Linked DNA regions of Homo sapiens: region 2 is linked to region 1. Evidence: chromatin contacts called from ENCODE Hi-C or POLR2A ChIA-PET data. All regions are on one chromosome and are shown on one strand. Each heading gives the region's core, a stretch centred on a gene start or an enhancer-like site at or near the end of the contact. The rest is flanking DNA. Distances are from core to core; before and after follow the strand shown.

What was found. A loop is a pair of places that touch in the nucleus more often than their neighbours do. ChIA-PET counts read pairs that join two places held with the same protein, here RNA polymerase II (POLR2A). Pooled maps may share reads with other maps.
Region 2: a loop to region 1 is called in a pooled map, with 2.5 times the contacts of the local background. The contact joins the enhancer-like site here to the promoter of PIMREG in region 1. A Hi-C loop is called at or near these places in 2 of 168 maps with a recorded cell type or tissue (HepG2 and PC-9) and 3 of 50 pooled maps. POLR2A ChIA-PET finds 5 or more read pairs at or near these places in 6 of 52 experiments (H1, RWPE1, WTC11 and 2 more).

What each region holds. Positions count from the first base shown.
Region 1 is chr17:6,441,375-6,445,863 of GRCh38, forward strand. PIMREG (PICALM interacting mitotic regulator) reads left to right here and starts at 3,081. Exons shown (of 6, transcript NM_019013.3): 1 at 3,081-3,114; 2 at 3,702-4,030. The coding sequence starts at 3,737. All of the region lies in intron 2 of LOC107985017 (a long non-coding RNA gene), which reads right to left. RefSeq lists silencers at 2,391-2,540, 2,771-3,020, 3,103-3,330 and an enhancer at 2,461-3,039.
Region 2 is chr17:6,494,387-6,498,875 of GRCh38, forward strand. All of the region lies in intron 4 of PITPNM3 (PITPNM family member 3), which reads right to left. Among named protein-coding and RNA genes, the nearest start is that of PIMREG, 52 kb to the left of the region's middle. RefSeq lists an enhancer at 3,167-4,057. Within about 2 kb of position 2,450, at least 5 of the 41 ENCODE cell types and tissues checked have a DNase peak (open chromatin) inside an H3K27ac peak, as active enhancers do.

The DNA.
Region 1 (4,489 bases), core at 1,831-4,330:
GCTTAATGGATCACAGGCAAGAGGGAATATGGGGGAGGAGGAGGATTGAGGAGACCAGGGTGACTTCAGCTAGGGTGTGTTTATCTAAGATGCCTGCAGCATTCAAGAGGAGATGAGACCCAGGAGGTAGTTGGCTATACATGTCAGATGAGAGGCTCAAGCTGGGGGTGGAGGTGTTAGGGGCTGAGGAAGGCAGTGTGGTGTGGTGGTTAGGCACAGGGACCCTAGCCCTAGACTGATGAAGTTTGAACCCTTGGCCCTGGTGTAGACTAACTGAGTGAAATTTGGGCCCTACCAAATTCTGTATTCTCAGCTTCCTCATCAAGTGTAGGTACAATGAAGATGTCAGTCCGTTTTCTGTTGTTATATCTGAATACCACAGACTGCATAATTTATAAAGAAAAGACACTTAGCTCATGGTCTGGAGGATGGGAAGTTCAAGAGCATAGCACTGGCATCTGGTTGGCATCTGGTAAGGGCCTTCTTGCTGTGTTGTAACATGGCAGAAGGCATCGCATGGTGAGAGGGCAAAAGCGTGCCTGTCAGCTCGGGTCTCTCTTCCCCTTCTTTTAAAGCCACCAGTACCATCATGGGGGCCCCATCTGTTTGATCTTATCTAATGCTAATTACCTCCCAAAGGCCTCACCTCATCAACATACTGGACGTTGGGAATGGTAGGTGCAAGGAAGGAATAGGAGAGATTTGTTAAAAGACACAAAGTTACAGCTAAATAGGAGTAATAAGCTTAGTATTCTATAGCACTGTGGAATGACTAGAGTGAACAATAATATATAGTTTCGAATAACTAGAAGGAAGATATTGACTCTTACCAACACAGAAAAACGATAATGTTTGAGATGATGAATATGCCAATTACCCAGATCTGATCACTCTACATTATATGTATCAAAACATCACTATGTGCCCCATAAATGTTTAATTATTACTTGTCAATTTTAAAAAAAATTTTAAAGAAAATTACAAAGTAGCTCATACTTAGAAAATAATATATGTACAGGTATGTGTATACACACGCATTTATAAAGTGATACGTATAAAATTACTTACATATATGGTTTAAAGAATAATAAAGACTAGGCAAGGTGGCTCACGCTTGTAATCCCAGCACTCTGGGAGGTCAAGGCAGGAGGACTGCTTGAGCCCAGGAGGTTGAGACTGCAGTGAGCTATGATTGTACCACTGCACCTCAGCCTGGACAACAGAGCAAGATCCTGTCTAAAAGAAAAAAAATAAAAAAGAAGAAAGTAAACATCCATGTGGCCACCACCCAGCCTACAAAATGGAACATTATCTTTGAAGTCCTTTGAGCCCTTTCCTCATTACATCCTCTTCTCCTGCCACCCTTCCAAAAACGACGACTTATTTTATTTTGGTGTTTCAATTCCTTTGCTTTCCATAATAGCTTTGTCCACAAATGTATGTGCATATTCCTAAACCATATTGTTGAGCTTTTTTGCGTTTGAATTTATACAGTGTCATACTTTATGTTTGTCTGCATATTGCTTTTTTTTAATCTAACATATTTCTGAGATTGACTTAAGTTACACCATCTGGCTACAATTTGCTTATTTTTCAGTGCTGTATAATATTCTATAATTTGAATAAATAACAATTTATATGTCTTAAAAAATGCCACCGATAGCCAGGAACGGTGGCTCACGTCTGTAATCCCAGCAGTTTGGGAGGCTGAGGCGGGTGGATTGCCTAAGGTCAGGAGTTCGAGACCAGCCTGGCCAACATAGTGAAACCCCATCTCTACTAAAAATACAAAAAATTAGCTAGGCGTGGTGGCAGGCACCTGTAATCCCAGCTACTAGGGAGGCTGAGGCAGGAGAATCGCTTGAACCTGGGAGGCGGAGGTTGCAGTGAGCCGAGATCATGCCATTGCACTCCAGCCTGGGCAACAAGAGTGAAATTCCGTCTCAAAAACAAACAAAAAATGCCACCGATATATGAATTTGGGCATTACATTTCCAACATGTGAAATTTGAGGGACACATTCAAACCATAGCAGAGGATCAAGTAAGTTAATAAACTGCAACACCGGTACCTGTGCATACTAAGTGCCATATACACGTTAATCATTATCATCATCCTTTCCTTGGAAATCACTGAGGCCAAAGGAGTGGGTGAGACCACCCAGAAACGGAGAGGGCTGAAGACAGAGTCTCAAGAAGCCATCATCTCAGGCTCTTGTGCGGAGAAGTAACAAAGAAACCAGCCGGGGGAGTGGGCAGCACTGCTCTGAGGTCACCGAAAGGAGAAAGATGAGCTGGAGAGAGCTTTATAATGGCTGCATTTGTTTGGATGCTAAGGAGAAGAGAGGCAGGCATTCCGCTGGAGAGAGGGAGGGATGCGTGGGGCAAGGCGGGGGCGGGGAGCCGGTGTAGACGGGTGGAGGGCAGACCGGTACTCTGGTCTATCCCCGCTTCCGGGACGCGTTTTCTAGGGAGGGCGGAGCGTGGATGGCGAGTATGGGGAACTCAGAGAGGGACAGTGTCTTGTCACAGGAAGGGAGGGTCAGGAGGGAAATTTGAAAGAAAACGTCTCTGGGAACCCAGGGCTCTGCACTGCCAGTCCCTGGCTCCTTCTGACAAAACCACTGAGCAAGAAGGAAAAGCCAGACCCCTTGGCAGGATGAGAGGGGTCTCTGCCCGCTGCCGGGCCTGGGGCCTGGGGCCTGAGCCAGGAGGCCTAGGTCCCAGGACCTCCGCCTCCACCCCATGGGTCAGAGCAGCCTGAACCCTGTGCGCGCTCCAGGGAGGGGACCCGGTGTGCGATGCGCGGGGGCTGGGCTAGCAAGGGCAGTGGCGCGAGCGGGACGCAGGATACAAAGCCCGGAGCCACGAGGCTGGCGGCGGGGCGGGGGCCGGAGCGATGAATGGGCACGGCCGGGCCAATCCAAGCGCAGCATTTGCAGCCGCGAGAGAGGGAGCCAATCGGATCCCCGGGGCGGTGGCGGTGGCGGGGGCGGGGACGGAACCAATCAGCTGTGAGGACGGGGCCGGGGGCGGAGCCGCGCAGAGTTTCAAATCGGCTGCGGTGGGCGAGGAGCAGCTGTGCTGCGGCTGTGCTCGGCCTTAGTGGTGTCGGGTGAGTGCGGGCTGGGCACAAGTTTCGCCCTTGTTGCCCAGGCTGGAGTGCAATGGCGCGATCTGGACTCAAAACAATTTTTTTGTTCGGAGGGGAGGGCATCAGGTTCTGTTCACAGGGGAGGGCATCAGGTTCGGACACGCACGGCCTGTGGGGTCGTCTGGGTACCACAAGAAGTCGGATCGAAATCGGGGCGTCTGGTGGGAAGGCCGGGGTCTGGGCGGGTGCGCGTTTGGTCTGGGCGAGCTGGTGAAGAAGATGGTGATCGTGTCCTGGGCCCAGCGCTGAAGCTCGGCTACGGCGTGTCTTGACCCTGCCTCCCCTCCTCGCCTGAGCCAGAGAGAGGAAGGAGGTTGGGATGAAAAGACAGCTGTTTTGGAAACTTGAAGGGCGGGACATCAGAAATGCTGCTGACCCGAGGCCCCTCTTCCAGGAAGCATCCTCCTTCCTGCACCCACACTTACCAACTCGCCCGCCCCCGCCACCCCGCTGCATCCCGTCTCTTCCCCTGTGTCCAGGGTCTCTGTGGGGCCTGGGAATGGGTATGGGGAATGCCTTGCTGATCTGCCTTTCGCCCTCCTCCCCAGGGTCTAGTGGACAGAGAAGACTCTTGGCCAGGCAGATGGCTTCTCGGTGGCAGAACATGGGGACCTCCGTGCGCCGGAGATCTCTCCAGCACCAGGAGCAGCTGGAGGACAGCAAGGAGCTGCAGCCTGTGGTCAGCCATCAGGAGACCTCTGTAGGGGCCCTGGGGTCCCTGTGCAGACAGTTCCAAAGGAGGCTGCCCCTGAGAGCCGTCAACCTCAACCTCCGCGCAGGGCCCTCCTGGAAACGCCTGGAAACCCCAGAGCCAGGTCAGCAGGGCCTCCAGGCTGCAGCTCGCTCAGCTAAGAGTGCTTTGGGTGCCGTGTCCCAGGTAATACTGACAACACTAATCATCTTTTTTATGGAGTGTTTCCTTGGTGCCAGGCAGTTCCTGCCCTCAAAGAGCCTCAAGAATATAGACTTCATGAAAACAGGGACGTTGGTTAGTTCACTGCTGTTTCCCCACCACCCCAGATAGTTCCTGGCACATATAGGTGCTCAACAAATAGTTGAATGAGTGAATGAAAGCATGTCTTGGAGGAAACAGATGCTCACAATACCAGGTGATAAGAGCTGTACGTGATAGGAAATTGCAAAGCAAGTGACCAATAGTGAGGCTCACCAAATGCAAGCTTAGTCGGTGAAGGCTTCCCAGAGGAGGTGATTCCAGAGTTCACCCAGGGAAGCAAAGGTCAAGGGGTATTTAGGGTAGGGGAAATAGTGCAAGTCCAGGCCTAGAGCTGAGGGAAAGCAAGGTGTACTGCCCACTCAGCTGTGTATCCCTGAGGAG
Region 2 (4,489 bases), core at 1,200-3,699, 52 kb after region 1:
TAGCCTGACCCCCTAATGATCCCCTGTCAAGTCCACCCTGGCCCTGCCTGGAACAGCACATACACAAAGGAATGCAGTGGCACACTCCAGCCCATGCGCACCTGCACAGTAACCCCTGCCAAGTGTGTGCGGCATCCAGCACAGGGCCTAGGAATGGCTCTCACACATAGGAAAAAGGTGCTCAACCTTAGAACCCTAAACTAGAGGAAGGCTCATTGAAATTACCCTAAGACAACTTTTTTTTTTCCACCTGTCAGACTGGCAGTTGTGACACACTATGGGCCAGGGTGTGGAAAAACGATCTCTTCATTCATTGCTGGTGAGAGTAAACATCAGTATAGCCTCTGTGAAGGGCCATTTGGCAATGTCATTCAACATGCAAAATGCCTTTGACCCAGCAATTCCAAGCCCATGTGCAAAAGGACATATGTACAGTGCTAACCATTGCCACATTGCTTTTACAACAGCAAAAGACAGGAAGCACCTATATGTCCACCAGTAGGGGACAGATTAAATAAATTGGACCACAGTGAAATTGCACATGCCCATTGCAAAAAACAACTCACCTCTAAGCATACTGAGCTAAGGAGACAATCATGATCTAGTATCAACATCTGAGAAAAGCAAGGTGCACAAAGAAAGGAACTGTGTGCTCCCATCTGTGTGAGGGTATAGATATAAAAATATATATAAATGCATATTTATGGATAGACTCTTGTATGCAGAGATTATCTCTGAAATGGAATCTAAGAAGCCAGTTATAATCTTTTCTTCTAGGGAGAATTGTGTGCGCTGGAAGACAGGAGAGGGAGGCATTTTATACCATGTATATGTGCTACCTACTCAAAAGACAGATTAAAAATAAGAATTTTTCTAAGTGCATGTAGCAGGGTGGTTTTTTTTTAGATACCAATTTATATCTTCTCCCAGCTCTGGCTCCTTTGCCTCTGGGAAGGTTTGTGGCAGAGCTTCCTGGCTTTTGTTTCCAAAAGCTCTTTTGTTCCCAAGAGGAAAGGATTTGGAGACAGAGAATGCTTCAGGGTGAAAAGAGATCCTCACACCCTGGCCCTGGGTGGAGGAGAGAGTCTTCTATACGGGTCCCTTCGCAACTCCAGGAAGATGGAGAACAACATAAGAAGACCTGGCCATCCCATGCTCCAGAGAGCGTGAACCCTTGCAGCCAGGAGCTGCAAGCCCAGGACAAAAGGGACCACCAGGCTGGGTTCTGGGGTCCTCGTGCTCACCGCTGTGGACGAAGGACCCCTTGCACATGTGTGCATGCTGCAGGCACCCTTCCCCCACCAGAGTGCTGGGAAGACCCCTGGAGTTTTGAGGCGATGGCAGGAGAGGGAGGAAAGAGAAGCTCCTGGACACACAGAGGAGGAGGAGTCCTTCACCAGCACAGCTGCAAGGGAATGTACAGTCAAAATCAAAGTGGCTTACAGAAAAACAAAGGAAAGGGCGATTCTTCCACGTGGAAGTAAGTAGACTGTGCAGTGAGGTCTCTCTTTGCCCCTCCAGAGCCTCAGTGCCCCATCTCTGCCCGACTCAGCCCGAGGCCGAGGCCCCCTAGCTACAGGTTGGGTGTAGCGATGGAAAGCACCAGTAGGAGAACTGGGGCAAGGGAGCCCCCTCCATGCCGGGTCATCGTAAGGTGGTCTCTGCTGAAGGCTCATGCAGGAGCCTCTCTGGGCTCTTCTCCTTCAGGGGTGGGAACAACCCCAGGGTATTGCTGATGCCTTCTTGGTTTCCTTAAAGCCTCACTCACCTGTGAATAAAGTCTCTCTGCTAAGCCCTCCTCCCACCTGTGGTTTGTGTGAGCCTTCCGTTTCCTGCTAGAACCCTGACTGCATCACGGGCTGGATCCTAAGTGCTCTATGCAAATCCCATCACCTCCTCCCACACCACCCCTCTCCAGGCTTCTCTTATCCTGACCAAGCCCCCGCCTTCTGCTCCGCTCTCCCACACTCGCCCCTCCCTCTCTGAACTCAGCCAGTTTTCGCACATCCCCTTTCCCTCTCACTGCAGAGTCCCAGCAAATGTTCCCCGGGCCTGGGCTCTTCTCTCCACTGCCCCGTGACCAGATAATTCCCACAGGAACCTCAGTGTTCCTTCCTTCCGGGGGCCTTCCACTCTTCCTGTCCTCTCCACAAAAGCGCCACGGTCCTCTCTTTCCTGGGGTTAATCCTCACGCTTTTCATTTTATGACTATTTGATTATTATCTTCCCCTCCTCCGTCTCCCAGATGACAAGATCCTTAAGGGCTGGGACTGGGTTTGATTTTGCTCTATTTTATCCCCAAAGACTATCATGATGTTGGCATATAAAGGTGCTCATTAAATATTTTTTAAACAGATGGGTGAATGAACTAATCATTTGTTCCCATTTTGCACCCCTATAAGTGTCGGAAGCTGCACGTGCCCCAGCAAAGCCCAGATGCTATGTAGATAGACTTGTATATGCGCACAGAGACGCACACTCATCCTCATGAAAGTGAATGCACCAATGCATTGGCATAGAGGCTAATGCACATCCTCATGAAAGTGAATGCACCAATGCGTTGGCATAGAGGCTAATGCACACATACAAGTGCAAGGGCACACACACACAAACGAGAAGGAACGATGCCAAGCAGAGACACACACACACATGCAAGAAAAGTGCTCCCAAGGCGGACGTCTGCCACCCTGAGCTCATTAAAGCTGGCTAAATATAGCCTGTCTGCAGCTGTGCTCAGCAAGCTGCCCACACAGGCCAGGAAAAGACACCAGTTACCAGGCAGAGGAGTGGAGAGGCCAGCCGTGGGCAAGGGGCTTCACGCATCCTGTCTGTGGTGGGGGGTCTTCCTGGGGAGGCCAGGGGCTGAGGGTATGTGGGAAGGGAAGCCCTTCGGTGGCTGGTCAGGGCATTCAGAGCTGTTCCTCTGGTCACTGACCCTAGGCAGTGGGGTGCGAAGTCAAACCACATGCCCACGATGGGGAGAGGTGAGCTGAGCCATCTACATCTCTCTGCATCTGAGCCGAGGACCCAAGCTCAGTCCAGGACCAGGGGCTGGAGTTAGGACCCAGCTGGGGATAAATTGGGGCTCAGTTGGTGGCTAGGAGAGAGGCTCAGTAGAGGATGAAGATAAAGGGTCAGACTGGGACTAGGGTTGGGACTCTGTGGACCATTGCCAGGTCTTTTTCTGGGGACAAGAGGAAGTTCACAGCCCCACAGAGCATCTGCTCTAATGTGTGGACGTGGCTGTGGGAAGACCCTCCCCGCACGTGGGACAGCTGCCTGCGGCCCTCACCCCTGCAGCTGATGCCAGGCGCTGGCTCTGGAAAAGCCATGAGACGACCAGCATGGCTTTGGGTCACATGTGTCAGGTGGCTGTTGTCATCCACACAGGCAGGGTCCAACTTCAAGGGCCACAATAGACAGGTCTTCCTGCTGTAGAATCTGCCCCCCAACCCATCCTGCATGGGGGTGGGGCAGAGGGAGGCTCCTCTCAACTCGCACTTTCCCAGCCTGTGCACTGCGGAGCCCTGCCCCTCGTGGAGCTGCTGAGACTGGAAGGGAGAGGCATGGAGCGGGTGAGGCAGCCGCAGGTCTCCTGGGAGAATGTCATGCCTCCTCCCACCGGACGTTCCTGGATGGGGGCGTGGGCAGAGGAAGGGGAGTTACTGCCCCTTTGAGACAACAGCTCTACCCTTTGCCTCTTCTATGGTGGTGGCATATTGCAGCAGGAGGGGTGAGCCGGGCTTGCTGGATTCAGCACGTGTGAGCCCAGCAGCCATGAATGGAGCCACAAGGGCAGAGGCCAACAGTGCGGGGTCCAGAGGGACCCTGGTCCTTCCCACCATTTGCTGCAGAGGAACTGCTTCTGTCTCCTCCGCAGAGATGGATGGTATGCTCAGGCTTCCCAATTAGCCCACAAGAAAACTGTGCTTAGAGAGTCCACGCTCCTCCCAGAGCTAGCCTGGGGAAACGGGAGAGCTGACAGGAAGAGGGGAAAGTGGTCGGGTAAGGTTGTATGGAGGCAAGGTTCACGCTTCATTCGAGAGGATCCATGGGAGAGAAAGCAGGGGCTGTGAGAACCAGCCTTTCCTCCTCCAAAGGTCTCTCTGACACGCTGAAGGGAGGATCAGAGTGGGTGAGATGGGAAGCAGGAAGGCAGGGAGGCCGGGAGGCAGGGAGGCAGGGACGCCAGTGCACAGGAGGATGCAATGGTCCAGGAGAGAGAAGATAGGGCCTCAACTAGAGAAGGGATGGGGACAGGGAGGAGTGGGTGGGTCTCATAGCACTGCTGGAGGTTGAATGACACTAGCAGAGGCTGATTTGATAGTGGATGGTGACAGAGACAGAGAAGTCTAGAAGGTTTCTGGCTTGGATTCATGGAGGATGGTGCCATTCACACTGGATGGAAGCACAGAAAGAGTGAGGTTCAATGGAAACATACAAGATCCCTGAGTCCCTACAGCCAGCACCATGGCAGGTATAGTGGGAG